2 separate regions of the Homo sapiens genome follow, and region 1 is linked to region 2. Evidence: chromatin loops called from intact Hi-C (ENCODE). Cell type or tissue: gastrocnemius medialis. All regions are shown on one strand. Each heading gives the region's core, and the rest is flanking DNA. Links, peaks and the distances in the headings are about the cores only. Region 1 overlaps LINC01239 (long intergenic non-protein coding RNA 1239). Region 2 has its middle 29 kb from the start of LINC01239.

The links. A loop is a pair of places that touch in the nucleus more often than their neighbours do. Peaks named below come from ENCODE experiments on the same cell type or tissue, not always from the same donor. Only the 100,000 strongest peaks of a DNase experiment are listed, where the experiment ranks them.
Region 1: a loop joins it to region 2, with 3 times the contacts of the local background. A loop is called at or near these places in 4 of 110 quality-filtered maps.

Annotation. Positions count from the first base shown.
Region 1 is chr9:22,685,845-22,688,765 of GRCh38, reverse strand. The region is part of intron 3 of LINC01239 (long intergenic non-protein coding RNA 1239); the gene reads right to left. All of the region lies in intron 1 of LOC107987054 (LINE-1 retrotransposable element ORF2 protein-like), which reads left to right. Among named protein-coding and RNA genes, the nearest start is that of LINC01239, 41 kb to the right of the region's middle. In gastrocnemius medialis, for the core only: no CTCF peak of the experiment used is centred there; no DNase peak of the experiment used is centred there.
Region 2 is chr9:22,616,167-22,619,087 of GRCh38, reverse strand. No RefSeq gene overlaps it. Among named protein-coding and RNA genes, the nearest start is that of LINC01239, 29 kb to the left of the region's middle. In gastrocnemius medialis, for the core only: no CTCF peak of the experiment used is centred there; no DNase peak of the experiment used is centred there; H3K27ac peaks cover 762 bases.

The DNA of each region.
Region 1 (2,921 bases), core at 206-2,705, 70 kb before region 2:
GTTTAGATATTTCAGGTAATTTTCCCACATGGCCAGCAAATAGTAAAGCTAGGGTAAGACTCGAAGCAGTCTGACTACAACTTCTGACCTCCTGTTGCTCTACCACTTCCAATAGCGGTGGTGATCGTATACCATTTATCACACATTCCAAGGCACAATAAGGCAGCAGTATGTTTTTTATTGGATTGGTGAGTAATTTTTTAAATGTACGTGCATAACATGGCAGAAAATACTATAGCAGGATAGGAATAAGGAAAAAAAAAAAGAGAAGGGAGGGAAGAAAACAATCTTTTATACTGAACCCACTATAATTTAGTTAAATAGTTTTCAAAGCTCCAATTGTCTCCAGAATTGGTTCCTTCCGGTGGGTTCTTGGTCTCACTGACTTCAAGAATGAAGCCGCTGACCCTCGCAGTGAGTGTTACAGTTCTTAAGGACGGTGTGTCTGGAGTGTTTTCTCCTTCAGATATTCAGATGTGTCCCGAGTTTCTTCCTTCTGGTGGGTTCACGGTCTTGCTGACTTCAGGAGTGAAGTTGCAGACTTTCGCAAGTGATTGTCACAGCTCTTAAAGGTGGTGTGTCCAGAGTTGTTTGTTCCTCCCGGTGGGTTCCTGGTCTCGCAGACTTCAGGAATGAAGCCGCAGACCCTCGTGTTGAGTGTTACAGCTCATAAAGGTAGTGCGGACCCAAAGAGTGAGCAGCAGCAAGATTTATCATGAACAGCAAAAGAACAAAGCTTCCACAGAGCGGAAGGCTACCCGAGAGGATTGCCGCTGCTAGCTTGCGTGGCCAGCTTTTATTCCCTTATTTGGCCCCGTCCACGTCCTGCTGATTGGTCCATTTTACAGAGCGCTGATTGGTCCATTTTACAGAGTGCTGATTGGTGCGTTTATTTTAGCTAGACACAGAGCGCTGATTGGTGCGTTTTTACAGAGTGGTGATTGGTGCATTTACAATCCTTTAGCTAGACACAGAGTGCTGATTTGTGCATTTTTACAGAGTACTGAATGGTGCCTTTACAATCCTTTAGCTAGACACAGAGTGCTGATTGGTGCATTTTTCCAGAGTGCTGATTGGTGCATTTATAATCCTCTAGCCAGACAGAAAAGTTCTCCAACTCCCCACTTGACCCAGGAAGTCCAGCTGGCTTCACCTCTCACAATCATTTGGTGGTTACTGTCTAGAGGTCTCACCTGAAGATGTGGAAGTTCCACTAAAACTTAGGGGGAAAAGTCATTGATATATTAATAGTTTAGGGGTGCAGGGTACAAGGAATCATATTAGCACATATTCCATGTAGATGGCATATTCTTAAGGATGACATGCTAGGACTTTCACATATGCTACTTCAAAAAGTTAGCATAATTCCCTGAAAGATAGGTTTAATTATTTCAGATAAGGAAAATAAATAAAGTCATTAAAGCTTTGGTCTCTTCTTACATACAACATAATGATTGAATAAGAAAGTAGTAGCAAACCAATTGGAAAATGCCTAATTACACTTTTAAACGGGACAAGTGAGTATGTGACTATCCTAGAAGTTCCAGAGGGTTATACTATCTAATAATAATCTCTCTCATCATCTATTTTTGTAGCTATTCCCCTTTCTGACCCTAACACATAGTCTTGGTCTCAGGAAACTGAGTCCAATATCAGGTAGATGCATTTCAGCCTCCAGGAAAGCATAGAGAAGATCAAAATGAAAGTATTTGCTGCCTTTTCCCCCTCGCAAAGAAAATACCTTTTTTTTTTTTTCTTGTGAGATGCTCGCTCTGTCACCCAGGTTGGAGTACAGTGGCGCAATCTCGGCTCACTGCAACCTCCACCTCCCGAGTTCAAGGGATTATCCTGACTCAGCCTCCCAAGTAGCTGGGATTACAGGTATGTGCCACCACACCTGGCTAATTTTTGTACTTTTAGTAATGATGGGGTTTCGCCATATTGGACAGGCTGGTCTTGAACTCCTGGACTCGAGCAATCCACCCGACTTGGCTTCCCAAAGTGCTGAGAATACAGGTGTGAGCCACTGCGCCTGACCACAAAGAACAAAAGAACATCTTCTAGGAGATAAATCCTGTCATCTGGCGGGAGCTGTTCTGACAAAGAACCCCTGGTGTACAGTTTTATAATAAAATAGTAGTGTTTTCCAGGTTACTAGATATCCAGAGTCAGACACTTTATAAACTTGCAAACATTTTCTGTATGTGCTCCATAGGACTTCAGACCTTAGAAGTATTACTTAGTGCCTATATAAAACACCTTCTATTTTTGGTTCAATAAATGGTCACGTATTTCAGGGTAATCATCTCCTTGCTGCCAGAAACACAAATCTTAGGGAAGTAGATTTTGCCAAAGTGGAACACTTTCCTTCCCACCACTATCCTTTAGTACTCAGTAATCCTGAGCACCAGGGGTATAACTGAGCAATTAACTCCTGACAATGGTATAAATGTAGGCTTGTTAAAACAAGTATTATTAATATTCCCTCAGGTTATCACCCTGGCCTAATTTACTGAACCATAAAGTACAATAAGACACAGACCTGTAATTTTGTGGTTCACATAAAATGCCCAAGGAAAGAGACAGAGTGGGAAAAAAAAACGAAAAAGAGAAAGAGAAAGAAACCCACAAACACAGTGTAAGAGCCCAATAAAATGAATTGTATTAATCATACATTAAATAGCTGAGACTTTGCATTTTATTTTACAACCAATAACTGCAACAATAGTTAATGATTGTGATAACTCATTATAGGCCAAGATGACATATTTATAATAGACTGGTAATTAAAATTCCAGAAGCCGCAACTCTTGCCTATCTCTGGCTTTTATTTATTTTTATTTATTTTTTTTTTTTAAAGAAAAATGACCTTCTCTAGGCTTCTCTGATAGAAAAAAATCCAAAAATGTTTAATTACATCA
Region 2 (2,921 bases), core at 109-2,608:
GGGCTCCTCATCTTGGATATAACTCCAAATTTTAATAAAAGATAAACCCAGTTCCATCATTTTTCCTGAAGACCCAGGGAAAGTACAAGGGAAAAGCATTATTCCTCCACAATATTGTCCTGTCCCAGCTCTTCTTCTTTGAAAATGAGATTCTTTTTCCCTTTATTTAACCCATCTTAAGAGAAAAGATAGAGTAAAATGCAGGAGTTCTACTGGACTACCCCTGCTCTGCAAACTCTATGTTGGGATGGATCTCTAGCATTTCTATTTTAAATCCCCAAACACCTAAATATCAGCACCTCCATAGCACATCCTTCCCATTAAGTGATATCTGGAAATTATTTTTAAAACCTGGCTTAATCTTTCCCTCAAGAACAAATTCACCAAGTTGACAAAGTTATGACTTATTAAAATGAACACGAAATACCTTACACACCACAGCATAATAGATTTTTGTGCTGCTGTTCATATTACTCTTGTCTTATTTCAATTACAGTCTAGTACTTTACCATAATTACCTAAGTAGCTGAAATAATACATAGGACTAAACAAAGATCCCACTTCCAATATTATTGAAATGTACATAATTACAAATATCTTTGAAACTGTCAAAATGCTACATCTGACAAGGAATTACAGTTTCATTTGTTTCAGAGCGAACATGTTTGTGAAATTAAGAAAACACTCAATAATGGAGATCAAGCTTAAAATGTTGTGGCAATCCTGCATATTAAACACAGAAAAGACATGGGGAGCTGAAAATACACTATTTTACCCTTGCTTTTATTCTCATATATTTTTACTGTTAATAAGCATTTATTATATTCAAATTCAAGTGCACCCTAAAAGAATTATATAAATGATTAATTTATTAAACCATTGTTTAATAAGAATTTTAATAAGACTTTTTCATTAAAGCTTTTTAATTGAAACAAGGGAAATGGAAGAGAAGCTGAAGAATATTTACAAAAATACCTCAAATAATAAAATTTGAAAGGCATGCTTCATTACTAGGACATTTATCTTTAGAGGAACAGCTAAAATATTAGACAGAGCTTCAAGCATGGTAGAAGAGGGAGGAGGAATCACTCCTTCCAGCACTAGCAGGCTTCTAGCTTTCTCATGCTTCTCTTGAAATAATTCTCCATGCATAAAAGAAACAGAATGGAACTGCTATAAGTAATAGTGCTGTTTGACCATCATGAATGTGGCCTCCTTTCAAGCATGGCTCAGGTCTTACCCATGCCTGAGAAGATTTTCTTAGCTGGGAATTATCTGGTTGCATGGAAGAGAAATAAAGTTATACCAACAAAGTTAAATGGCAGGGAGAGAAGGAGTTGTTGGAAAATTGCAGGAAAATCTCAATGAACCCCAGAAAAAGAGAGCAAATTAGGAATTTAAAATTAGCTGGAACTAAAGTAGCAACTCTCAGGAGCTAAAGGGTCTTATTTTTCTGCTTTTCTCTAAATGTTTCTACTTTATTGTCTTTCTTTCTATATAACAGCTTTTTCTGATCTACTTTCTTATGAGGAACCACTGGCTATGTCAACCACAGCTTGCTTAAGTGTTCTAAAAAGAATGACCAGAGTAACTGCGCCTCAGATCCAAATTCCTGGGAAAAGAAGCTAATTGGGCACTTTCAAGCCAAAGGTAAACTCCTGCTGGATTAGCTGTGGTCAGGGAGTCTAAGTCATTTAGTACTAATGTTGTCCTTCCTAAGACTAACAGGGAAATTTGAGCTGGGCTGAATATTTGACCTAGTTTCTACCACAGGCTGTAGCTAAAAGAGCACCACGGATTTCATGTTAGCCAGGGCCCCCATAACCCAGCTCCAAGAGAGCTAGAACCTTGCCTCACTCTATCTGTATAGAGATTCATCTGTACATCTAACTTTGTTCCCAGACTATTGACTGGTTGACATTTTACCAATTATAGTGACCAAGAAAATTGTTTTCAGAAAAGACTTTATCCAATAAATTCTTAATTTTGACATCTTTTAGCATGGGGTTAGAGTGCCACCTATATCAGTAAGCATTTCGTTAACAGGCCTTAATTTTGGCTGCCAGATTTACTTTACCCATAGTTCCAAATCCCTCAACTAGCTCTATGCACACCAAGACAAAAACAAAATGCTAAATAATCAGAAATCAAGGAGTATCGCCATTCTTTGAATTCTAATTCTGATACAGATTTTCTTAAGAATTTGTACATCTCCCCCTCTTCTTCTTCCCTCTTCCCTTTCATTCTCTTCTCTTCTCTCCCCTCCGTTGCAGTCCAAAGGCCATTCAGTGGATCCAAGGAAAGTAGGCACCCACATCCTAGGGAGGTCACAGTAGCCTAGCCTGGGATGCTGGAACCCAAGAGGGATGACTATGACGTCTGTGGTACAGAGCTCTGAAGAGAAAAGTGAGTGGGTATCCTTACAGAAGGGCACCCTAAGGTGGGTTTTCAGAGCCCAAGCAAGTGGTGAGCATTCCCACTCAAAGGGCAATAGTGCAAGCAGCCTGATGTTCAGAGCATGAATGAGGTAAGGAGAGTGTTCACTCAAGTGGAGAGGTAATGTAAGGCTTTGGCGCAGAGTGCCAGCGCTTAAGCAAGGTGAGGGAGCATTTAGGTGTAAGGTGACGTGGATGAAGCAGTGGCAATGGCAGTTACAATAATTGCTTGAATATGTAACCAAAATGAAAACTGGATCAAGTAAACAACAATATTAAGGATAATGGGAATCAAGTTTCTCATTGTCAAAAAAGGGAGAAAATGAGAATTAATCCCGTTGTGTTGGATTTAAATTGCAGATATTGGAGTCAACTCATGGTTTAAAACATGCAGAGATAGAACTATGTAAAGATATATATAGAAAAATAAATATGTTTATAGTTAGATATGTAAATATCTACATATAAAGATGAAGTATTTCCCAG